Linked DNA regions of Mus musculus: regions 1, 2, 3 and 4 are each linked to region 5. A link is a loop called in an ENCODE intact Hi-C map of the cell type or tissue named here. Cell type or tissue: left cerebral cortex. All regions are shown on one strand. Region 1 has its middle 17 kb from the start of Gm30442. Region 2 has its middle 42 kb from the start of Ppp1r14bl. Region 3 has its middle 4.3 kb from the start of Mir30c-2. Region 4 overlaps Rims1 (regulating synaptic membrane exocytosis 1). Region 5 overlaps Rims1 (regulating synaptic membrane exocytosis 1).

Region 1 (5,000 bases), 540 kb before region 5:
GGAAATTGATAAGGAGAATAACCTTTGAAATGTAAAATAGTAAAATAACTAATTGTCTTAGTCAGGGTTTCTATTCCTGCACAAACATCATGACCAAGAAGCAAGTTGGGGAGGAAAGGGTTTATTCAGCTTACACTTCCACATTGCTGTTCATCACCAAAGGAAGTCAGGACTGGAACTCAAGCAGGTCAGGAAGCAGGAACTGATGCAGAGGCCATGGAGGAATGTTTCTTACTGGCTTGCTTGCTCTGGCTTGCTCAGCCTGCTCTCTTATAGAACCAAGACTACCAGCCCAGAGATGGTCCCACCCACAAGGGGCCTTTCCCCCTTGACCACTAATTGAGAAAATGCCTTACAGCTGGGTCTCATGGAGGCATTTCCTCAACTGAAGCTCCTTTTTCTGTGATAACTCCAGCTGTGTCAAGTTGACACAAAACTAGCCAGTACACTAATTTAAAAAAAAAAAAAGTCCTAGGTCCATTTTCACACAGCAAAACAAAACAACAAAAAAAAACAAAACAAAACAAAACAACAAAACAAGGTGAACTTGGAACTGAGACTCACTCTACATGTGATAGGATAAAAGCATCGCATGTTTATGATCACATCTCATATGTTTATGATTGCATCGCATAAGTTTACTTTGGTGCTGTGCGTGCAATCACCTTGTTCATTGCCATGGCTTGTTTATTTATTTAGTTTTGAGTTTTCTCTTTGGGTAGCAATAAACATATAGCTCCATTTCGTAGGTGATGGGCTATGCCCTGCTGTTGTAAACATCACTGGATCAGCTAGCTATAAGGGAAGAAAGTAAATGATTTATATTATTTATTTATAAATATTTATATTATTATTATTATTATAGAGTGAATTTCAGAAGTATGAATAAGTTTCAGTCATTAGAAGCAATCCAAGAGTTATTTTACCTGTTACAATTCAAGAGGTTGACTTGGGTTTGCCGAGTTCACTGGGCAAGCATGCAGACCTAGTGTGAATCTCCTCATATATGCCTCACATGGCTCCTGTGTCATTAACCCCTGTGCTGAGGTTGAGGGAAGATGGAGACAGACAGACACAACACAAAGGGTTCAGCTTGAAACTTCTGTTTCCAAACCAAACCAAACCAAACAAAACAAAACAAAACAAAAAACAGCTAAGAGCTAATGCATAGAAAAGCAAAAGTGGGTACTTCATCCAAGGTCCCTCCCTTTGAGTCCTGAGAGTTTCTCACTTGCCAGGTTTCTGGTACATTTTAGAGGGTCTCCCTGCCTCTGAAGATGGGGAACTTGTAGAGTTTACCTCCAGTGGAGGCACAGGACATCAAGTGGAGGGATGCTCTGACCCAAGATTGTTCCTGTCTGAAGGAACTGTGGGGACAAAATGGAAAAGAGCATGAGAGAAAGGAGGTCCAACGACAGGTCCAAATGGGAATCCAACTCAAGGGGAGGTCCAGACCCCTGACACCATTACTGAAGCTGGGGTGTGCTTTCAGACAGGAGCCTAGCATGGCTGCCCTCTGAGAGTCCCAACAAACAGCTGAAAGAGTCAGATGCAGATACTAGCACCCAACCAATGGACAGAAGCTGGGGACCCCCGAGATTGAATTAGGGAAAGGCTGGAAGAAGCTGAGGAGGAGCGTGACCTCACAGGAAGACCAGCAGTCTCAACCCCCGAGATCTCTCAGACACTGAACCCCAAACCAGGCAACATACACCAGCTGATACGAGGCCTCGGCACATATACAGCAGAGGACACATGGTCAGGCCTCAGTGAGAGTAGATGCACCTAGGGAAGCCTGATGGGGTGGGGGTGGAGGGTTGAGGACATCCTCTTGGAGATGGGTGGGGGGAGCTATGGGATGGGGAATGGTTGGGGTAGGGGCAGACTGGGAGGGGACTAAAGTCTGGACTGTAAAAAAGGATTAAAGAATAAAAAAATAAATAAGTTTTTATAAAAATAAAAGAAAAGTGGGCTTTGCTCCCTTTAAGAATAGTCCACTCGTGCATCACGGTTCCTTCCTTCAGAGAAGCAATGATAATGAAATATTGATCCCACGGGATTCTTGAATTACTAAGTAGCTTATGGCGTGCTTTACATGTTAATTGGCAATAGGCTTACTCTAATTACAATACATTGATTAAAATAGTAATGGATTTTTGGCTGTTTTCAATAAGAGATATATTAAATATGTTTTGAAATGACTACTCATTCTCATAAAATAAAATAGAGGTTTAGGTTACGTTTCTTACATTATAGTTTTGCCTCTTCTTAAATTGTAATATAAAACCAAGTTATTATTTATATTCTCCATGAAAAGGCTCATTGTAAGTAGAAATGTTAATGTTCTCAGTACTAAATATAAGTTCTATAAATTCTTCAATATGTGTATCTACCTGGGCATTTTATTTCTTTCTATTAAAGAAGGTTTCTTCTTCTTCTTCTTCTTCTTCTTCTTCTTCTTCTTCTTCTTCTTCTTCTTCTTCTTCTTCTTCTTCTTCTTCCTCCTCCTCCTCCTCCTCCTCCTCCTCCTCCTCCTCCTCCTCCTCCTCCTCCTCCTCCTCCTCCTTCTTCTTCTTCTTCTTCTTCATAGACGGATAGATGGGACTGGGAATTATTACTTTGGCCACCAGATGGAGCCAGTATTATTTGAGAAATAAGGATACTAATAGTTTTCACATTTTTCCATTGTCTACTAATCCAGGAGTTTTATATTTGATTCTAAGACTGGTGAAGGATTACAGAATTAGAGCTTATAAATGGAATATATTCTCATCAATTGAAAGCTTTTTCCAACATTTCCTACAGTGAATAATCTAAATTTCTTAGGTGTAAACTGAAGGCATTATTTAAGATGACCTGAAGTGGAATGTTATAACACAGGCTGGGAATGTTGTGTTGGTGCCATTCAAATGTCATTGTGCCACCTAGAAAGCATTGTTTGGCATTCCATCTTTCATAATCAGAGAGGTTGATGGTGTTGTTATATAAAAGAATTTAATTTAGGAATAAGAAGTATTGAGACATCAAGATGAGGTTCAAAAACCTTTTGAATGGTATCTGTTTTGAAAACCTTACTGGACAGAGAAATGTTGAGCACTATTGAGAGACTGTGAATTTATGTTCCTGAGAAGAGAGTCTGAGGCTTCATTAAGGTCTGAGGTTAACCTCCACCAAGCAGACCTTGAAGTTTTCACAAATGCTAAAGTTACTTGCAAACATCTGAATGCATAAAAACTGTAATTCAGTCAAATACAACTTTTAAACATGTGATATTCAGGACAACTTTTACTACATAGAAGAAAGAAGGCCCACATATATAGTACATACATGCATGTAGTGCATGCATGTATCTATCTTATATTGCCTTCAGTTATGCCTCTGTTTTTACTTCCCACCTTTTAAAATAATCAATATGTCTTCCAAAAGTTGATTTGTGCACGCATCCCCATGTATATGCACATGTGTGTGCATGTGCATGCACCTTTATATGTTGTATATGCATCTGAGTATGTATTTCATGTTCTATCCACATACTCTGGTCACATGAACACTGATTTACAATCTAAACATGGTGTTACTGGTGAAAGGGCTATTGATGCTGAAAGAAGACATACCCACAGAGTAGCAGGAAGTGGTTAGTTTAAAACAAGACTGAGGCACCATCTTCAGAAGACTGTGAGTGATGGTGGCCAGGTGCTGAGGAGCTCAGCAACCTTTCAGAGCGTGGAATGCCAGGGAGTAGAATTCACACAATTAGTCTAAGCCTGTAGTGTGATAATGGATTTGACAAAATGATTTCATGGATAAGAGAGAGGCCAGAAGGGAAGCTGTAGGTAACAATGGGAGAAGTCGAGTGTTTGATGTCTGAGCTTAATGGGCAGAGTTTTGAAGCAGCATGCAGTTCCTAGGTGACTATCAATTATAATATAAAAATAGAGGCTTGCGGTTGCTAGGATTATATCTAAATAGAATTGTGCATTGATTGAGTTAATGGAATATAAATTCCATTTAGGGAGCCCATTCTATGAGTGTGAAATTGGGGCATGAGAAAGAATGAGAAAGAAAGAAAAAAAAAAGACAAAGAAGAAGCAGAAGTAAAGCCAGTGGCTGAGAATATTTGACTCCAGAGTGAAACCAAGTTCTTAGTCAACACTGCCTTTCCTAAACTCTCTGTATTCCATTCTCAGTGTCTTCTCCTCCTCTCCATCTCCCGGATATCATTGTGACAAGTTCTTAGGGACGCTATCCAATCGCAGGCTATTTTTTTGCAGGAGGTACTTGAGTACCATTAAACAACAGAGAGTAATTCAGGGGAGATAGGAAGTAGGAGATGGGAATGCTTCCATGTCTTCTTGCTAAGTCTTCTGGGGAGGCATGGCGAGTACTATCACTTTCAGGACACTTGCTCACTAAGTGGCTTGCAGAGCTTGGCTCTTCACTGGCAGGGATCCTTCACAATGACGTAGGAATGGAAGCACAAACTAGGAGTCTGTCTGTCCACTACAGCTTCTTAAGGATAAAATCAGATTGTACAATATGGTTCAGGGAGGGGTGCTGGCAGTGTGATACCCCAGCAACGGCATACATGAAGGGAGTATGTGAGCTGGCTCAGAGAGGCTTCCTGAAGGAAAGCCTTAGTCTTTAAGAAATATGGAAAAATCTTCGCTCTTTTCTATACTTACTATTCTTAGGTTTGGTCTTTTCACTGTGCCCTAGATTTCATGTATGTTTTGAGTTAGGAGATACACACGTAGCAGAGGATGGCCTTATATAACATCAATGGGAGGGGAGGGAGGCTTGCTGCTCCAGTTTAGGGGCATGCTAGAGGGTGAGGTGGGAGTGGGTAAATGGGCAGAGGAGCACATTCATAGAGGCAAAGGGGGAAGGGGAGAAGGAAGCAGATGATGGGGTTGAGGGGTTTGTGGAGGGGTAACAAGGAAGGGGGATATCATTTGAAATGTAAATGAGTAAAATGATTAATAAAGAAATAAAATTAAAAA
Region 2 (5,000 bases), 460 kb before region 5:
GGGAACATCCGTGATAAAGGCTTCTCTGTGCCAATCAGTGCTCCCTTTCTGGTTGACTCTCTCTAATGTCTCTCTTAACGTCAATACACTTACTTATTAAGTTTTCAGATTTATAAAGTAATGAAAAGGTTGTTATTTTGAGAATGGTTGTTTATAAATTATCACCAAGAATAAAGAAGTTCACAATGTACAAACATTTTCTTTTAGCCAGCAAGTTGAAGATATTATAGGAGTACTATATAATATCTCTGATACTTCCTGAACATATTGTAGAGTCTGGGTTCCTTAGCAGAGTAGAGGCTAATAGTAATACAGAAGAAAAATGGCCTCTAAAGATTAATTCTTTAATCCTTGCAACAAAACTGAGTGTTTATCATAAGCGTATTCTGCCCTTAAAATACAGGTGAATGGGGCACACAGACATTTGACTATAACACGCTTGCATATGAGAAAAGGAGCTAACAGACAATGCACAAAATCCACCGGCAGTAACTGACTGGGAGAAAGAACAGTGGGGGAGTCCTAGTGAGGAGACAGAATTTTAAATTGTGCCTTGAAGCATGGACAGAATATTAGCAGATGCAAAGGCGCATGGACATTCTCGACACAGGATACAGATAGAAGTGCACAGCACCTTGTAAAGGCTGGTTTCCTTCACTGCAGCATTAGCCTCAGTGGTTTGAGAGGCGCATGAGCGCATGCCTTGGTCGCCAATGAGCAACTGGTAGGAAAGATTCTTCAAGAGGTTCACTAGGTGGCGCTCTTTCGTCTTTGGCAGTGACTTTACAAGTCACACCAGAGTATACAGAACTATTGCTGAACTTTTTCGTTTCCCAAAGTATGATGTCATAGTTGTAGTGTGAGAATGCACAGTGTTCCTGCCTGTGTCCGTGCCTGTGGTTCAGGAATGTGCCTTCTCACTTGATGTGAAAACGCTAACAGGATGATGGAGATTCTGGCAGGCATGGTTGTCTGGAATTCTTTTTGCCTTGATAAATTGTTGCCCTAATGAAAAATTCTTCCATTTTATTTATTTTAAAAGTTGTTTTTCCCTGCTTCTTCCCACAACCCCCCTCCCCAGGGCTGGATTTTTTGAGTCCGGGTTTCTCTGTGTATCTCTGGCTGCTCTAGAATTTGCTCTGTAGAACCCTGAACTCACAGAGACTCTGCGCTACTACCACCCATCTGCTCAGGATTTTTCATAACTTGCATTTGATAATCTTTTACTAATTCCTCTAGAATCGAAACGTTTTAACTTTCTATTTTGAAAACATGAATAATAAAGTCCAAATTTTGATAACCCCACAGCTACACAAAAGAAAATACATACGATGGCTGATGATTTTATTAATAAATATCTAGATAAAATTATAATTAATTCAGTCTTTAGGAATAGTTGAGACAAACAACTCAAAAATAAAGTCATAGTACATACTAGATACATGGTGACTTCAGAATATTCTGCTTCTCAAATCAATTCATCTGGAATTATTCTTACCACTGCTTTTTGCCAGCATTGGAGAGAGATTGGCAGGTATTCCAGTAACATGTTCAGTGAACTGACAATTTAAATTCAAAATTCTCTGGAATAATAGTATTTCCAATTACCTTAATAGTGCTTCAGCTCACCGTTTGTTATTGCTGCTTCTGAATGAGACAAGGAGCACTGTCCCGAGGCACAAGGAGCACTGTCCCAATGCACAAGGAGCACTGTCCAGATGCACAAGGAGCACTGTCCCAATGCACAAGGAGCACTGTCCCAATGCACAAGGAGCACTGTCCCGAGGCACAAGGAACACTGTCCCGAGGCACAAGGAGCACTGTCCCGATGCACAAGGAGCACTGTCCCGAGGCACAAGGAACACTGTCCCGAGGCACAAGGAGCACTGTCCCGATGCACAAGGAGCACTGTCCCGAGGCACAAGGAGCACTGTCCCGAGGCACAAGGAGCACTGTCCCGATGCACAAGGAGCACTGTCCCGATGCACAAGGAGCACTGTCCCGATGCACAAGGAGCACTGTCCCGATGCACAAGGAGCACTGTCCCGATGCACAAGGAGCACTGTCCCGAGGCACAAGGAACACTGTCCTGATGCACAAGGAGCACTGTCCCGATGCACAAGGAGCACTGTCCCGAGGCACAAGGAGCACTGTCCCGAGGCACAAGGAGCACTGTCCCGAGGCACAAGGAGCACTGTCCTGATGCATCCTTTTCAAGTGGTTCATTAAAAGAAAAAAAAACTATTTATGAAGCACTTTTAAAAATTAATAGAAATTCATGTTAGCAAGGTGATAGTTTTTATAGACTTCTACTACAAAAATGGTAGCAATGTTTCCTAAGATTTCAAAGTGTTAGCCAATGTCCTCATAAAAGATTAAGAAAAAAAAAACCTAAGGAAGTGACGAATTAAAAGCTGAAATAAGCAGGTGAATAAACTGTACTAGAGTTTGTGGGCAGTGTTTCTATGTATTTCATGTGTGAGTATGGTCTGTTCATTACATGTAGCATAATGTAATAAACAGCCTCAAAGAAAAATAAATGAGCAAATGAATTACTTTAAAAATTAGATCATGTGTTGCTAATCCTACCGGTCGAGAATAAGATCACTACCTCAATTTTAAGCCAAATTTGAAGCACTCTTGATTTAAATACTAGCCAAGAGGATGGACTGTGGCCAGATCCACCTCCGAGATCCCAGAAAACGGCCATGAGTCACATTTTGGAGGGCCTTAAAAAAGTAAAACCCACATTTCGCCACATTACCATTAGATCCAATCAGAGACAAGTGTACACCTGACATATTTCTTGCCCACATCCCTCCTGCCCGCATCGTCCCTCTTTCTTGCTTGTGATCAAGCGCACCCCATATAGATAGACGAGTCAAACAAAACAGGGCAAACAGGAATGTTTCCTTGACTGCAAACAGAGATCTTAAACTGTAAGGCATAGTTTTCCTGTTTTGCTCTCACAGAGTATCCTAATCAATCTTTGAGGCTGATTGCTGACTTCCCTGGAAACTTGCTTAAGGCGAAGCGCTTTAAGAAGCTGGCATCCTCCTATGTAGCAGAAGATGGCCTTATCTACATCAATGGGAGAGGAGGCCCTTGGTCCTGTAGAGATTTGATGCTCCAGCAGAGGGGGATGTAGAGTGGTGAGGCAGGAGCAGGTGAGTGGATGGAGGGGCACCCTCATAGAGGCAAAGGAGAGGGGTAAAGGGGGAGTGGGATGGGGATTTTGTGGAGGGGAAACAGAAGGGGGATATCATTTGACATGGCCGGCCGGTGGTGGCACACGCCTTTAATCCCAGCGCTCAGGAGGCAGAGGCAGGTGGATTTCTGAGTTTGAGGCCAGCCTGGTCTACAAAGTGAGTTCCAGGATAGCCAGAACTATACAGAGAAACCCTGTCTCGAAAAACCAAAAAAAAAAAAAAGAAGACATATAAATGAATAAAATGAGTTGGTCTCCATATTTGGAACAGCATAGCTGTCTTCCTCATGTCTGCCTATGTTACACCTTGCATCTGCATCTCCTTCATGATGCTTGGTCTATGAATGGCCGGCTGAGGGCTTTGCTTACCGTTCTTGAAGCCCAGAACACCCTCTGATTGTCCAGTAATACTCAAGTTGGATACCACTTCTAAAAACCATTCTAGAAGTTTCCTCTCTGTTCCTGCTAGGTGCTTGTTGGCCCGGCAGGTGTATCTTGGTTCTTACCAGTTTTCTGGCTTGACCTCTTCTTCCCAGGGTAACTATTCCAATTGTATCCAGCCCCTGAAGTTATGGGCGCTATTTTTGATTCCTGCCAGTTAAAATCACAGGTAGGGCTGAGTGCTTGTTTGCAAAGTTTCTCTGTCTTTTTCCCTGAAGATGAGGACGTTTGCTGAAAGGAGCCTTTGTTCCTGTGTCATAGCTTGGAATCATTCCATTGTGATAGGGAAATGAGAGTTTAGTATCAGGCCACATGCTATTCCTGGCTTGTCTGCCCTATGGGTTAGTGTTACTGGGGTTCTCTTTAGTCCTCACTCTGTTATTCACACTAGTCTTACAAGCAACATTAAGACTCTAGATCTGGTTTGAACTAATGGACCACTTACGTTGCTAAACTCTTTACTTCCTTGAACTGTCCACAGGTAGAGTGTTGACACTACCTAGTTTTGTCAACATTCCACCTGACAGGAAAGCCTCAAGTGAGGAATTATCTAAATAAGGTGCTGTGGGTATGTCTGTGTGAGATCAGCATGACTGGCACTTGCGATGGGAATGCCCATCTTGCCTGTGGGAGGCACTATCTGGTTGGCTGGGTCCTGAATGCAGGACTGAGAAGCAGAGTTCCTCTAGCTTCTTAGCTGAGCTTAAGCAGCAAGCACACGGGCATGGCAGATGGTGCATTTCTTTCTGCTCTTGACTGTGGATGTGATGGGACAAGCTGCTTCTGCTCCTGCCTTGACTTCCCTGAAATCGTGGACCTTAACCTGAAAATGCAAGCCAATAACACCTTCCTCCCTAAGTGGCTCTGGGTTGTGGTTTTAGTCACCACAGAAACCAAACTAGAACAACATCAAACCTTGTTTGTGAGCTTCACACAAATGCATTAAGTACGCATTGTGAACAAGTCTCTTTTGTCCACAGAACTGATCTTAGTACCTTCCTCTCCCCTTCTGCTTCTCTCTCCGTATCTTTACCTTACTAGTTCCACACATTTCAGACTGAAATGTCTATTTTTCTCCTGTGTTTTTAGGAGAAATAGTTAGGCATTATTAATTTATCTTCTGCATTTTCCTCTCTATTTTATACAGCAACATTGTCTGTCCCATATTGACAACTACCACCATAGCCTACACTAGCAATTCCTCTCCCTGGGCCAGTGAAGTTAGCTCTGAATTAGTCCCCAGCATTCAAGTCACTCTGTGTTTTGTCCACAATCATAAATAACTACTTTGATAATGTGCCACTGCCCTTAGGATAAGTATCAATATTTTGCTGGTTTTAATGAGTCTCTC
Region 3 (5,000 bases), 680 kb before region 5:
ATAATAATAATAATAATAATAAAGCCCCCGAAGTGTGTATCTGAGCCCAGTGGCAGTTGGTAAGGCTCTGTATTTAAATCACCTCACCACTTTCCTCCACCCTACCCTGTGCCAACAACTAGATTGAGGTTTTTAAGCTATAAACCTGGCATACTGTCTCCCCCCCATAAAATCATTTTTTTTGGCCATTACCTGATTTTTAAAATCCCTAGAACACACTACATCTAACATTTCAAGATATATACTAGTCTTTCCTAATCCTCATTTAAAAAACCCCAAATGTACCAGAATTAAAGTAATTATAAACAATACAGAGACAACCATGGTTAACCCTTTGAAGCTTGACTTATCTTGTATACCAGGACTTAGCCATGAGCATTTCTAATTCCTGAAGAATCCTTCATCTAGGCAGGTAGTGACGTCTTTGCATCAGATACCTCCTATTTTCTGATTATCTCCCGGTTACTGCACCTTCTGCCCTCTCCTTTGCATATACTTCATTTAGGCTAAGTTGCCTATAACTTTTCATGTCACTTTCATCTTGCCCATCCATGTAGAAGAGCACATGGTCTGGCAGCATGGTTTAAGGCATACAAAAGTGCTTGCTGCCAAACCTGAAAACCTGGGTATAACTCCCAACCAAAATGGAAGGAGAGAACCAACTCTACTAAGCTGTGCTCTGGCCTCCTCATGTGTGGCTTGGCATACACCAGCCATGCATACTACATACATTTTATTTTCTAAGAGTAGGGGATCATTAGCCCCTAGTTATAACCCCCAAATCCAAATATCTACAATGTAGTAAATAAATCTGTGAGGAACAATGAATTACATGGGAATTTCTAAGGAACTATGAAGAAGTCACAACAAAACCTAACAGTAACTTTCATGTATCACAACTTCACCTTTCCTATTCTATTGTGTTGCTCTTCCCTGGATGCTAACTGCAGTTTCAGTACCTCACTGCATTGTTACAATATGTGCATAACCAGCAATATGTTCTTGTGGAGTCAGTAAAACACTATCCTCACAAAATGTGGAGCTTTATCTCACGCAAGAGTTCTCTAGCTTAATGAAAATATTCTTTGTTCAAAAAAAAAAAAAAAAAAAGAAAAAGTCCACTGTTTCATTAACTTCTTAAGTTCATCTCAAAGAAAAGGTTCCCTTCTCCCATCCAGAACTGCTTGATGGGATTTTCTGTCTAGATTCTTGGTATAACTGAAATCATACTGTTTAAACCAAGACATAGCAAATTCTATAGTGTACAGAATAGACAATCTTCTGGGAAACTCTGTGAACAGATTAAAGTCAGGAGGCCACTATCCTCATGTAATATATCTGATTACATTTTCCTTAAACGTTGGGATCTTCATTCCCACCACCTTCTCTTCTATGCTTGTTTTACTTAAGCTATTGTTCGTAGAAGAAAAAACACATGAATTTAATATAATTGAATCTTATATTTAAAAAATACTATTGCTGTTTTAAGTGGGAAATCTCAAGTTAAAAACAAACACATCCAAAAAATAATCAAACATTATGAAACCCTAAGGTTTGAATGATGATATATGTATTTTTTCAATGGTGTAAATGGAAAATGTTCAAATAAAATTGTCACACCCAATTTTAATCCTCTTTCCACATGAACTGTAAACACAGGTCACTTTGACATTGTTAGTCACAATAAACAAATGTGGATTTTTATGTTGAAAAGTTAGCTAGTTCTGACTATGGCCATAGGGACAGGGGGGTATGGCAGTAGCCAAACAGAAGGTATTTTGATCAGTGTTGCCAAATTGGAACACTTATTAGACAACTATAAAACTTAATCACTGTTTTTTAATTTAATTGGAAAATTGTAGTCCTATCAATGTTTTAGGTAAATCTTGTGCATTTACTATAGTTGCTACTGGAACAACTTTAGAAAGAACTGTTGCTCTGATAGAATAGCAAATGGCTAATGGCATGACTTAGGATGCTGAAACTATTCTGTCTCTTCAGTGAAGGCTTCAGTATAACAAACAGTAGCTTTGATAAATACTAGCTATTTTGTTTCAAGTCTATAATCCATCAACCAACTATGTGCAGGTGCTTTGGGAATGGTTACCTGGAAAGCACAGGAAAGTGAAAGCTGTAATGTGACCAGAGAAAGGACAAAGGAGGGGCTGAGTAACAAAGAAGTTTTTTTTTTTTTTTTTTTTTTTTTGAGACAGGGTTTCTCTGTGTAGCCCTGGTTGTTCTGGAACTCACTTTGTAGATCAGGCTGGCCTTGAACTCAGAAATCCGCCTGCCTCTGCCTCCCGAGTGCTGGGATTAAAGGTGTGCGCCACCACGCCTGGCTCAAAGATTTTTAACCTTGTTGTCAGTACTAATTTTTAAAAAGAGAATCTATTCCTGCAATATTTATACAAGTATAAAAATTACATCAGTGCTCTGTGACTGGAATTCTCTCATCATTCAGCATTCATCTGAAACTGTAACATCACCAGAAATGGAGTAAAACTGCTAAACTAGCCTTTGAGTACCTCAGGTGTTATAAAATGATTAAATAACATAGTAACATCCTATGATGCCCCAGGCATGTTCTCTTAGAGTACCTATCCTTATAAGCACTTTCTGTGATACTATTATACAAACATTCTAAATTTACCACTCAACAATGTCTTCATTCTTTTGGTCTAATCCTTCCTGTAGGAAGAGGACAGATCTTTCTCTTAAGCCAAATGTAAAGTCCAAGCGTTTGTTGCTGCTTCTAGCAACCATAGCAAAGCTTAATAGTCACAGAAAAAGGAGGCCTTTTATGACATCCTAATGGATTAAATGATTCTTTCTCAAAAAGTAGTCTAGAGAAAATAAAAAAGACAAAGTACCAGCAGGTGTCACTAGAACCCAAAGCACTACTGCTTCTCTGCCCGACGGGGCAGAAATGGGAGTTTCACGTTGCAGGAGTGAGCTCAAGCACAGTTTGCAGTGTTGGTGGCTGACACTGCCACACAGTGGCTGCCTAATCTAACCAGGAAAGAATATGCAAACCTCAGCTTAAAGAACTGCACAGTAAACAGGAGTAGATGCTATAAATGATTAAATCTTCTTTGGAGGTCAAGAGCTGTTCAATTTGTATGTTCAGTTTTGACTTTTAGTAGGCAAGCCTGAGGGGTCACACTATGGCGATGCTTCTTGGAGACAGATTCAAAGTGAAGGCGCCCAAGTGATCATTCAGTACTCGTTTAATCCGTGTTACATTAATAATGATCTTAAACTGATTATAACAAATTAAAGAAGCATATTATAATAACTTTAGTGAATATTATAAAAATGCCAGGAAATACAGCATTAAAAAAGGCAACAGAATTAAAATGCTATGCTAAAAGTTATCTAAGATTTAAAAGGGGGCAGAGCTGGAAAGAGGGCCCAGGAAAGTGTTTCTTGTGCAATCCGTATGACCTCAGTCTAATCCTTGGATCTCATGGAAAGATGAAGGGAGCAAGAACCCATTTCATAAAGTCTCACACACATGTGTAGCAGGCATGCCTACTCCCTTACCCCCCGCAAGAGTAATAATAATTACATAAAGAGCAGAAAAAAGAAAGGCTAAAGAAATGCAAACAAATACCAAAGTCACAGACCTAAACTCAACAACACCACTACGTAGAGCAAGTCTAACCCAAAAGTATGAATGTGACTGTATAAAGCTAGACTCAACCTATATGGTTCCTCTGATTCATGGCTGCTATATTTTCTTTTGTTTAAGCTTTAATCTATTCAGCTTCTTTTTCCATTATACCCAGTTAGCTCTTATCAACTTGTGAATGACAAAACAACTATCACTGCACTGTACTGGCTTTTAAATTTTAAGGTCATAGTGAGTAACAATCAAACCTTATTTGCTGCATTAGATTGTATAATCTTCTACATGTGTAGCCATTGTGTGTACCTCTTAGGAGATCATGCAATGTCTTTATAAACTGCTGTCAATCAGTATTAAAACAGGTCATTGTCAAGTCAAGAATGCTTGCTGCTAGAGCTATATGAAGTCAAATAACAAAATGCAAAGATCATTAGGTTTTGTAGTGACCAAAACTGAGATCAATAAACATTTTGAGTTAGCATTTTGTAGCTAATATTTTTACACACAAACACACACACACACACAATCCGGCATGGCTCACAAATCTGTTATGCTTAAGCAACCAAACAACAATAACAACAACAACAACAAAAAAACCTCTACTTTTGACTCATTAATATTTTTAAGATAACTTATCAGGATAGCAAAGTGATAGAAAAAACTCAACATAATATTAATCAAAATAAATGCAATTTCAAGAGTAATTTGACATAATATCTAGTGTCAATATAATAGATTCACTTAAGTTGTTTATATGATACCTATTTATGACACTGCTTAAATATACTGTTACTTTCAATATAATACAATTTCAGGGCTACAAAAATGGACCAGTACTGAAAGGACATAGGTACAGAAAGGACATAGGTAAAAACCTAAAACATTTATGTTTGAACAGTAGTGTGGTAAAGCATGCTTCCTTTGTGGATTTTTTCTTATTTCTCAATGTAACTTTTTATGACAAAGAAGGACTGAGATCTCACAGCCTCATGATGCTGAGTTCTATGATAAGTAAGTATTCTTTTTGAAGAGATAAACATAAGGTGTTTGCTGCTACCCAGTAAGCAGTTGTTTTAAAAGCAGCAGCAGCAATGCAAATATTTCTCGGGTAACCTACTATATTTGATGAAAACAGAACAGAGGCCACCTTGCATTTTAGGAAATCTGACAGTGATCTCTCAGCACAGCACCAAGGGCAGTAGGCTAGGGCAGGATTTTTGTGGCTATTGTATATTAACATGACAGTGTTTTCTTCTGATGAAAAACAGAACCTAGGGGAGCTAAGGGAAGAGAACTGTGCTAAGCTTATACAACAACCGAGCACTGGCATACTTTGGGCACTGTCTTAGTGAGGAATGTTTTTTTCGTCATA
Region 4 (5,000 bases), 200 kb before region 5:
AGGCCTTTGCTTAAAAGAAAAGTTTTTGTGGTAATACTTGATCCATCATATCACATATCTGAGAAATTTCTTTTACAAAAGACCCAAACCAAACTGAAGTACTGGGGACAGAGAAATTGGATTTAAAATATGTTTTTGTGATAAATGCAATACCTTTGCCTTGCACTGCCTACTGTGTGTGAATTCTTCTCCACAAGATAGAACAGCAAACATTCATAGAGAGAATGAAAAAGTAGATGGATATTATATGTAGTACCGTCTAACAAATACAAATCAGAATATATTTGTATAGTTAGCCTTGACTTCAAGTTACTGCTGAAATCTAAATTCGATAATGACATTAAATAGGTTTAAATAGGGAAAAATCATTTTACTTCCAGTTCAAGAATTTAAAAATGTTACATGAAGTTGGGAGTATTTTATCCTCATGGTCACATTAGTTTTGTAAAAATCTACTAATTTTAAGTAATATTGTTTATAATTAGAAAAAAATGGCTCTCAAGAATTATATTTTATGATTGACGTAACTGTTTGTAAAATGGGTCTTAATTTTTGGTTGTGTGTGTGTGTGTGTGTGTGTGTGTAGTGTGTCCTGGAACTTTTTTGAAACTCCACTTTTTCAATGAATGTTCCTTCAAGTACCTGTCACCAGGCATCATGGGTCAATATATTACAAAGACAGAAAACTTGTTATCTGAGCCCTAAATCAGGGAAGATCTCATTAGAGGTACAAATCTTATTCTGTTTCTTAAATAAAAGCTTCAAAGAGAAAAGAGTTCCAGAATAGGAAGAGAAGAGAAAGGGAAAACAGTAAGCAGAGATTGAGGGGATGGCTCAATGATGGGAATTAACAATCCATATTGAAATGGTTACTAAAATTGGCTAACACTTATTGAATATTTACTGCAGTCCAGTAGTTACTTTAATTGGTTACAGGAATTTAAAAATATTACATGAAGTTGTAAGTATTTTATCCTCATGGTCACATTAGTTTTGGAAAAAAAACTACTAATTTTAAGTAACATTGTTTACAATTAGAAAAAAAAAATTGGCTGGGTGAAATGTGTTGACTTAGACTGTGTGCTTGAATCCACTCAGTATCCTGTGCAGAAGATTTGGCAGGTGTGGCAAGTCTCAAGTCGTTAGTCTATCCTGAGGGTTTCAGGGATACTCTACATTGAGTCACATCCATGGCTCAACAAGGCTTCAACCCAGACTTTCACAACAAATGCAGCCACTTCCCCAAGCACTACACTTTCTCTCAACCAAGAAGAAACTTCTAACATTTATCCTTTCCTTACATGAGTTTCTGGTCTCTCTTTCAACTCAATCAAGTGGTTTGACAGATTAAGCTAACAGAGAAAATCAGCTGCTGGTCGTAATGGAGCAGGGCTGAGTTCACTTCTGGTGGTGCACAGAACCTTCCTGTGGATTGAGGGGAAGGGAATGTCCTTCAATTTAAAGATAATGAAAACTGTATTAGTACAATGCAAAGACATTTGCAACTGGGCATCTTTTTATATTTGATTTCTTCCACTTCCTGTATGAACATGGGTTACAAAATTCTTAGATTTTGTAGGGTTTCTTACTCATTCCATATTCTGCCCCTCAAGATGTGACTTGGTTACAAAGACAACTTTGGGCATCTCTGCCTTTTTGCTGGGGGGTGGTACTGTGGCCTTGGTTTTCAAACATCTGTCAATATAACCTGCTTGGGGAGAAAAGATGAAGTAGAAGTCTCTATTACTTTAGTTTTCCTCTGTGTGCACACATATCATGTTGTACTTCGAAATGTGTTGAAAGGGCTTGTTTTCCAGAAGCAACAGTTTGCCAAGCAGAAAAAGAATGAACTAGGGAGACTTAAGGAGGAGGTGATTGTAATGTAGGTGTATTTCTATTGGCCCACACGTTAGGCCAGGTATGTGCTACACTATTGTTCAAGCAAGGATGGATGAGAAGAAAAGGGGGAAAGGTGGATAGTGAAGAGAGATAGTGGCTGAGATGTAAACAGGGTCTTTGAATTCAAGATGTCCTATTGGGCAGAAGAGACTGTAGGAGAGAGCACACTTGCTGCCTTTAGTCCCGCTCCACACTGGTAGTAAGTGGGCTTTGACTCAGAGAAAGCTAACCCTGTGCTGTGTAGGAATCTCACTCTCAAAAAAACCTGTCTTAACAAATGTACAGACACACTGTGGAAGTTCTCAAACATTCATGGGAGAAAATATAGAAAAGAGAAGATTTTTTAAAAAGTGAAGAAAACACAGTGGTGTCAGAAATAATGGGAAGGTACAAAGCCATTGTTTTTTTGGTTGTCCCAAAGTGATGTATTTTTAACTTGTGTGTATGCTTTCTCAATAAGACACTACCGTTTATGTATTTACATTACCATATTTGAGGTTCGCTATGCTTTGCAAATGGGTGTGATCCTTGGGCTGCTGCCAACCTGAGTAATAGAAACACAACCTCTCCTGAAGGTTATTTGTTCAACTTGTTCAACAGGAAGGCTGACTCCTGTAAATCAGTCCAAAAACCTCCTAGAAAGCTCTCGGTGTGAATTCCTAAACCACTCTATTCTCCCACGTCTATAAGAAGCATATGGATGAGCTTGTTCTGCGTGGATTATAAGTGCCATTGTGTTGAATTTCATTTACCTTAATGGTCTATGTTCTGTTTTTAAACAACTTTGAACACTGGATCTTCTGAGATCAGACTGCATGTTCTAGATCTGGTCTAGAGGGTTGGAGAAAATTTCCCTGAGGCACAAGCAACAAGAATAATAGAACCTCAGACTCCTACCTGGTGATTCCAGTCTTCGCTGTTTATTAAAGTCCATAATATAAGTGTGGTTATGGGTTTTGTGGGCTGTTTTGTTCATCTGTTGGGGATAGGAGGCTAGCATGTACTGTTTCCTTTATATCTATCCGACATTTTGCTGGATGCTTACAAATACCATGAATCATTTGCTCAGCTCTTGACATGCGCTCCATTCTGTTTGTTGATTTGTTTCCTAACATTAGTGGAGCCTTTAGAAACTTGGCCCCTTGGCCCCTTGCTCACAGCATTTGGTCTGAGAATCCAGTGACCTCCCAAGCAGCAACAGCAGTGCATATGGCTGGTAGGATCCCCTATGCTTGTCTGAGCACATGCCTCTCCTCTCTAACTTCTGTTCTCCTGGCCTACTTGGTCTTTTGCATACAAGTCTCCCTAACACGGTATCATTCTGCTACTTTCTCCTTGACTGCAAGTCTCTGTCAGCCACGTTATTCTGAATTTTCCCAGGCAGGATACTTCTACTCATAGAACTGTATGATAGTCGATTCAACAAGAAGGCCAGGCATTAAAAGTTCAGGTGTTAAAATTTGGTCAGGCAACGGAGTATGCGAGTAGAATAGAGACACCATTCTTCGTATAGCTTGTTGCACGTGTGGTTCCAACCACTTAAAAACATCCACAGTCTGAAAGGTTGACCAGTGACTTGCTCTGTATAATACTGAATGAGGTTTTGGGTTTTTAGTGTGTTTGTTTGTTTGTTTTTAATGCAGAGCTTCTCTGTGTAGCCCTGGATGCCCTATAGACGAGGCTCCAACTCTAAGACCCACCTACCTCTGCCTCCTGAATACTGTCATTAAAGGACATGTACCACCATGACCTACCAAGTATTGGTCTTAATGCTACCATTTTCTATAGGGATAAACATTACCAAGTCATTCCATTTGGTTTCTTGGCTTGCTGTACACAGTGAGACTTGTTAGGCCTGTTCTTGTATCTTATGGTCATTTAACATGGTAAAACAGAAACATCTTTAAATTTCAAATTACCATACCCAAGGAAACTTCTCTTATTGCCTTTATGCTCTGAAATAAGGCCGAGCCCCTTCTTGTGATTTTTGAGGGTGATGTTGGGCATGTGGGGAGGAGATCTTGTTGGAATAGGCCCCACTCACAGTCTCACAGTGAGGGCTGTGATTAGGATTGTAGTCACACTAAGTTGGGAATCTGGCAAGGAATTCAAAGTTAAAATCATCACATGGTCTGATCTGAAATTATGTTTTTATTTCTCATTAACTGGGTTATCAATGTTTGTTATAACAAAAACATGATGGGGAAATGGTAAAGTTTGAGATAACAACAAGGCAAGCACAATTCAAGTGGAGAAGAGAAATTGGCTCAAGGTAGTTTTCTTATACTAAAACACAAAAGTGTTAACTTCTCTGTCATGGAGTATAATAAATGGCTCATTTTTACCATTGAATGGGGGGGCTAATTATTAACTAGTTTTATCTGTTTAGCTTTCTGTTGCATGGTGTAACACGTGCATATAACTTTTTAAAATTTCTGTACTAAATGCCCAGTGGTTTCTGCAGGTATAGTCTCATATTCTCATATCAGGTTTATATGTGTTTCTTTTGGTCAAATAGCTGACAGCAAGGGGTTATACTACAGAAGTGGCTTGGGGCTTTCCTATTTCTGTTGCTATTATGTGAAATCTCCCTATACTTACATGAGAGAAAACTGCTTAAAAGGAAAGTGTCTTAACTGCTGATTTGCCTTTTTATACTATTTCTTTGCTATGGACAGTGTTTTATACTGTCAATTTTAAGTATCTACTTAAGACAACAAATTAGAGTGCCTTTTCCTCTTTATAAGTTGGTTTTTCCCCCTGCCTCAACTTATTTGTATCAAACCACTAAAAAGCAAGCAATTAAAAGTTTTAAAATTTGTTAGAACACTAAGCAATGCAAACAAGGAATCTTGGAAACCACTGTTTGGCCAATAGTAATGGTTTGCTGAAAACAAGACATTGCATTTCATACGATCTCAGTGGGTGCTTTTTTATGGGAAGGCTGCATCCAAAGTTTCAATCGTTTTTAAATAATAGTTGTCAATTAAACTGCACACAGGACTATCAATGCAAAACAGACTACAGTTTAGAGACCATATCCCTGGTATGCAAATTCATTTAAATAGATTTTAGAAAGTAATATTTTGATAATCCCTTTG
Region 5 (5,000 bases):
ATGTACTCACATCCTTGGAGTAAGACAGAGGTAATACATTTTTCTTTCTATGCTCAGAATAAGATAGCTCCAGCTTTCTCCACTAAAGAATAACAAGGTAAGCCAGAACCTCCGAGCAGACCAGCTTAGAATGTTATAGGTAACTGAACAAGAGCTGGGCAGCTGGCATATGCAAATAGGAACTTGACCAGGAGAAAAGGGTGTCTTGGAAAGCAAGTTCATCAGACACCCTGCAAATAAAACCACCACAGTTTGTATTTTACTCTGTGGCTCCTGAGAATCAAAGCAACATAGAGAGCTTTGCAAGACCACTCCTATTTTAAAACAATTATCCTGGGCAAGTATAAAAAGAAAAGTAGCTATTACTTCTCCAAATATCCCCGAAAGGTTCATGTAGCCACAGGGTTTTCGTTCTGGAAAAGAAGAAAAAGTGAACAAATTTGTTCAGCTCTCTAAGAAGAAGGATGAACTCAAAGTGTGTAAATTTACTAAAAGTAAAGGCAGCAAGTGTTTGATATATTAGCAGTTTTCTAAATATTGTTGATCAGTATGGATTTTTTTAGAAGGCAAGGTTTGTCTTGTGCTTTCCTCATAGAAGATACAGCCACGAACTGGTTGCCTTACACTTTGTATTGATCATCTCTTGGACACAACCATCGATTAAATTAGCAGTACATGGAGCAATTGTGATGGAAGTACTTTGTATTTTTAAGTCCAAATTAACCAATTGATAATACTTTTAAAAAACTAGATCTCTATACTTTTATTCTTGTTCCTCTTCCTCCTCTCCCTTCTCTTCCTCTTCTTCTTCAGAAATTATGAAGAAGCAATAAACACTATATATATATATATATATATATATATATATACATACATACACACACACACACACACACACACACACACACATATATATATATATATATATATATACTAGGAAAGTTTTCAGGAAATGCATGTGATTTCTTGCAGTGGCTGAATCTCCCAGGCTTTCATCAAGAGAATTTCATCCCATGGGCTTCTCTTTCAGACTGACTTTTCCCTGAAGAAAAGTCCCCTCCGACCTTACTAGTGGTCTATTGATCAGTAATTCAAGCGGCTCATACTGATACTCATATCCCAAGAAACTCTACCAGTCATAGCTGCCTCCCAAAGTTATTAGCTTAGTGTATTCAGAAACTTAAAAGCAGAGTGCTTTCTTCCCTGATGTATTATCCATGTGCGTGCATAAAATAGCTCATATGTGCTGAGCTCTCCCTTGTCCTGGACATCGCACTCCACACTTAACATTGATTCTCTCAATTAACTTCCCAGCGATTCTGCCTGATCACTCTTATTATTGAAGCCCATATATGGAGAAATTTTAAAATAGGTTTAAATAAGTCTTTATGTTCATTAAGCTAAGAAATAGATAAGGTAGATTTGATATACATTTGGCCAAGCAGGCCAGCCTCAGACATAGATCCAAAAGTTAGATGTGTTCTTTTTCAAAAATTCCATTGCGTCAGTGGCTCATTCATTTGCCTTCTTCCTACAACATAGTGAGCTTGGTAAAATTGGTCAAGACGTCAGCAAAGACACGATTGATTTTGTGCTGGGCCATGCATGTAGACATGAATGGTTTACTTAACACTTGGTCTTGATCACCGTCATTGACTGAGGTGCCAACACCTGGAGCTTGCCTGTCATTTGATATGTATATAATACAGAAGCTGCCACCAGTGCATTTACTATTATTAAGGATATGTGTGTTTTTTAGCTGAATATATATATAAGTGCATCGCATGCTTACCTTGTTCTAGAATGGGACATCAGATCACTTGAAACTACAATTACAGGTACTTGTGAACTGTTGTACAGTATTGCTGGATCCTCTGTAAGAGCAGTAACCACTCTCAAACACCCAGCCATCTCTCCAGCTCTCCGATTATGATTAGTTTATTAACATTTAACCATTTATATTCAAAACTTATTCCTTATACATTCCTCGTGGGATGGTTTCTCCTCATTTAACTCGGTTATCTTCTCTTGAGTTGTACTGAAAATCAGAAAACCTGTTTATCAAAGTTTTTAAGGGGTTCACCTTCTTGTGGCCGGTTTTCAGTTGTAGCGCTCTATTACATCTGCAGTTGACATTGTGCCATAACCAGAAGTAGTGTTTTGAAGAACTATCATGGAGAACTGACAAGCCTCACTATATTCTGGAGCACAAATCCTAGGGAAAGTGAGAGGATCCAAACTTTAAAGGCTTGCAATCCAGGCTCCATGTCCTGAGATAGCTCCATTTAGTGGTTCCACAGGAGTGGCCTCCTATGGTAAATTGAAAACGGAATTAAAAATAAATGCTTGGCTAAAGCAACAGACAATAAAACACTAATAGCTAATCACCCGTTAGGCTCTGGCTCTCCCTAAGTGTCCTCTTACCGTGCTTTCTTACCGTGCTTTCAGAGCGCTGTGGGACGCTGATTGGCCGAACAGCATTTTAACAGTGCTAAGTGGAAGAAGAAGCCTCAAAATGATAACACATGGACCGTAGAACATATACAACGAAACCCATTATATATCATATATATGTGCATGAGTACACTTGCGTGTGTGCGTGTGTGTGTGTGCGCGCGCGTGTGTTTGCGTACATATGGATTAGTATTAATTGTACATAGAATGAAAATCTTTAAAGGAGCAGGAATTGCAAGATTTTTATAAATATCTCTTGTTCTTTTCCAGTCACCTCTAAACGCACATTTTTTTTATCCTGGTAAGTGACACCCCTGCTGGCTGTACAAATTTTCTTTAACACATTAGATGTTTTTAAGAAAAATAATTTAAATAACTGAGAAGGAAATGTAAAAATAAAAGCCAGCACTGCCACCTGCTGGACACTTGCATTAAGCACTATTTATATTTTTTTTTCCCATTTTTAATTAGGTATTTAGCTCATTTACATTTCCAATGCTATACCAAAAGTCCCCCATACCCACCCACCCCCACTCCCCTACCCACCCACTCCCCCTTTTTGGCCCTGGCGTTCCCCTGTACTGGGGCATATAAAGTTTGCAAGTCCAATGGTCCTCACTTTGCAGTGATGGCCGACTAGGCCATCTTTTGATACATATGCAGCTAGAGACAAGAGCTCCGGGATACTGGTTAGTTCATTATGTTGTTCCGCCTATAGGGTTGCAGATTCCTTTAGCTCCTTGGGTACTTTCTCTAGCTCCTCCATTGGGAGCCCTGTGATCCATCCATTAGCTGTCTGTGAGCATCCACTTCTGTGTTTGCTAGGCCCCGGCATAGTCTCACAAGAGACTGCTACATCTGGGTCCTTTCGATAAAATCTTGCTAGTGTATGCAATGGTGTCAGCGTTTGGATGCTGATTATGGGGTGGATCCCAACAGACAAATCATGGTTTTAGATACAGGAAGAAAAATAATTTTTGAACTATAGTAACTTAAAAGGAAATTATCCAGGAATTGATGTAATTAATTGTCTCACATACACAAAACCCTGTTGGACCTCCAGAACTGGAAAAGAAATACATGAGTGAATATTACTTAATAACATCATGGGTGAATTTCAGAATTTTTAAATATTTCAAACTACACGTTTAAATCCACGCATGTGGGGTTAGAAAGAAGGATCAGATATTATTCACACATAGTACATATATGCATTCATACACAGCATTTGAATTTTATAGTTATTTTCATAACAGCAGTGTTCAGACTTTTTTGTTAAAATATAGTTTTTGATTATGTTAATGAAATGAAATCCTGTTAGCACATATATCACAGATAGTACATTTTCTAAATAGACTATAAACTCCTTGAAAAAAAAAACTTGACTTACTTTCAACAAAAAATATGATGTTAACATTATAAAAATAGCACATCTCCAAAACTACTACTCAAGTAAGGCATTGTCTTCTGATTGTTGCCATGCCTCACCTGTTGGGCATCTGACATGTTTTGTTGTTGTTGTTTTGTTTTGTTTTGTTTTGTTTTGTTTTTAGGAGCTCTTAATTAGTGTAAGGGTCCTAGAAGATTTCTCTTGTCTTTAATTTCTATATCTTTAACTTTATCGTATCTTGATGCTGTCCATTTATCAATATGGTAAAGGAATACACAGTAATGTCTCTCTGTGCGTTTTCCCCTGTGATTGAGAAAGAATCAGAGGCCATACCTATTGTGTTCACCCGCCATTCCACTGCAGTCTCTTTGAATGCCACATGCAAACTCTGCTAGGTTCCATTCCTCCCTTTATCTTGGAACAAGATGTCAGTTTCCTTCAAACTCTGCCACCTGGACGTGGAGAAGTAGCCCTTTCCTCCTCTTACCTAATCCACCTGTGTGTGCCTAGACTTTGTAAAGGCAAGGCATGAAAAAGATGGAGATGTGTTCTAGCCTGTGTCTACTCTGAGAAAGAGGAGGACACACAATGTAACAGAGAAGTGGGTTCATAAGAACCTGTGCTAATTCCAAAGCTTTCTCTGAACTGCAGTCGTATCAACTGTTGACAGCCTTGCTATAGTATGTACCATTGCTCACTGAACGGACCTCACCATCACAGAATCATGGAGTCCTTGAATTGAATTCACAGCTACTGCAATAACACACTGATATTATATAGAGGGATAGTGACATAGCAACCTTATTTATAATAGCCAGAAGCTGGAAAGAACCCAGATGCCCCTCAACAGAGGAATGGGTACAGAAAATGTGGTACATTTACACAATGGCTACTACTCAGCTATTAAAAAGAATAAATTAATGAAATTCCTAGGCAAATGGATGGACCTGGAGGGCATCATCCTGAGTGAGGTAACCCAATCACAAAAGAACTCACATGATATGTACTCACTGATAAGTGGATATTAGCCCAAGAAACTTAGAATACCCAAGATATAAGATACAATTTGTAAAATACATGAAACTCAAGAAGAACGAAGACCAAAGTGTGAACACTTTGCCCCTTCTTAGAATTGGGAAGAAAACACCCATGGAAG

The links. A loop is a pair of places that touch in the nucleus more often than their neighbours do. Peaks named below come from ENCODE experiments on the same cell type or tissue, not always from the same donor. Only the 100,000 strongest peaks of a DNase experiment are listed, where the experiment ranks them.
Region 1: a loop joins it to region 5, with 12 times the contacts of the local background. A loop is called at or near these places in 20 of 42 quality-filtered maps.
Region 2: a loop joins it to region 5, with 5 times the contacts of the local background. A loop is called at or near these places in 18 of 42 quality-filtered maps.
Region 3: it touches region 5 in a loop (5-fold over the local background); 13 of 42 quality-filtered maps call a loop at or near these places.
Region 4: a loop joins it to region 5, with 3.0 times the contacts of the local background. A loop is called at or near these places in 5 of 42 quality-filtered maps.

Annotation. Positions count from the first base shown.
Region 1 is chr1:23,138,369-23,143,368 of GRCm38, reverse strand. No RefSeq gene overlaps it. Among named protein-coding and RNA genes, the nearest start is that of Gm30442, 17 kb to the right of the region's middle. In left cerebral cortex, a CTCF peak has its summit at 2,653 (motif pointing right); DNase peaks (open chromatin) are centred at 2,628 and 4,578.
Region 2 is chr1:23,057,943-23,062,942 of GRCm38, reverse strand. No RefSeq gene overlaps it. Among named protein-coding and RNA genes, the nearest start is that of Ppp1r14bl, 42 kb to the left of the region's middle. In left cerebral cortex, CTCF peaks have their summits at 748 (motif pointing right) and 3,119; DNase peaks (open chromatin) are centred at 759, 2,744, 3,102 and 4,292.
Region 3 is chr1:23,284,870-23,289,869 of GRCm38, reverse strand. No RefSeq gene overlaps it. Among named protein-coding and RNA genes, the nearest start is that of Mir30c-2, 4.3 kb to the left of the region's middle. In left cerebral cortex, a CTCF peak has its summit at 2,903 (motif pointing right); a DNase peak (open chromatin) is centred at 2,935.
Region 4 is chr1:22,797,931-22,802,930 of GRCm38, reverse strand. The region is part of intron 1 of Rims1 (regulating synaptic membrane exocytosis 1); the gene reads left to right. Among named protein-coding and RNA genes, the nearest start is that of Rims1, 5.7 kb to the left of the region's middle. In left cerebral cortex, no CTCF peak of the experiment used is centred here; DNase peaks (open chromatin) are centred at 2,130 and 2,532; H3K4me3 peaks cover 234 bases.
Region 5 is chr1:22,602,371-22,607,370 of GRCm38, reverse strand. All of the region lies in intron 3 of Rims1 (regulating synaptic membrane exocytosis 1), which reads left to right. Among named protein-coding and RNA genes, the nearest start is that of Rims1, 200 kb to the left of the region's middle. In left cerebral cortex, a CTCF peak has its summit at 2,849 (motif pointing left); DNase peaks (open chromatin) are centred at 2,473 and 2,748; H3K27ac peaks cover 561 bases.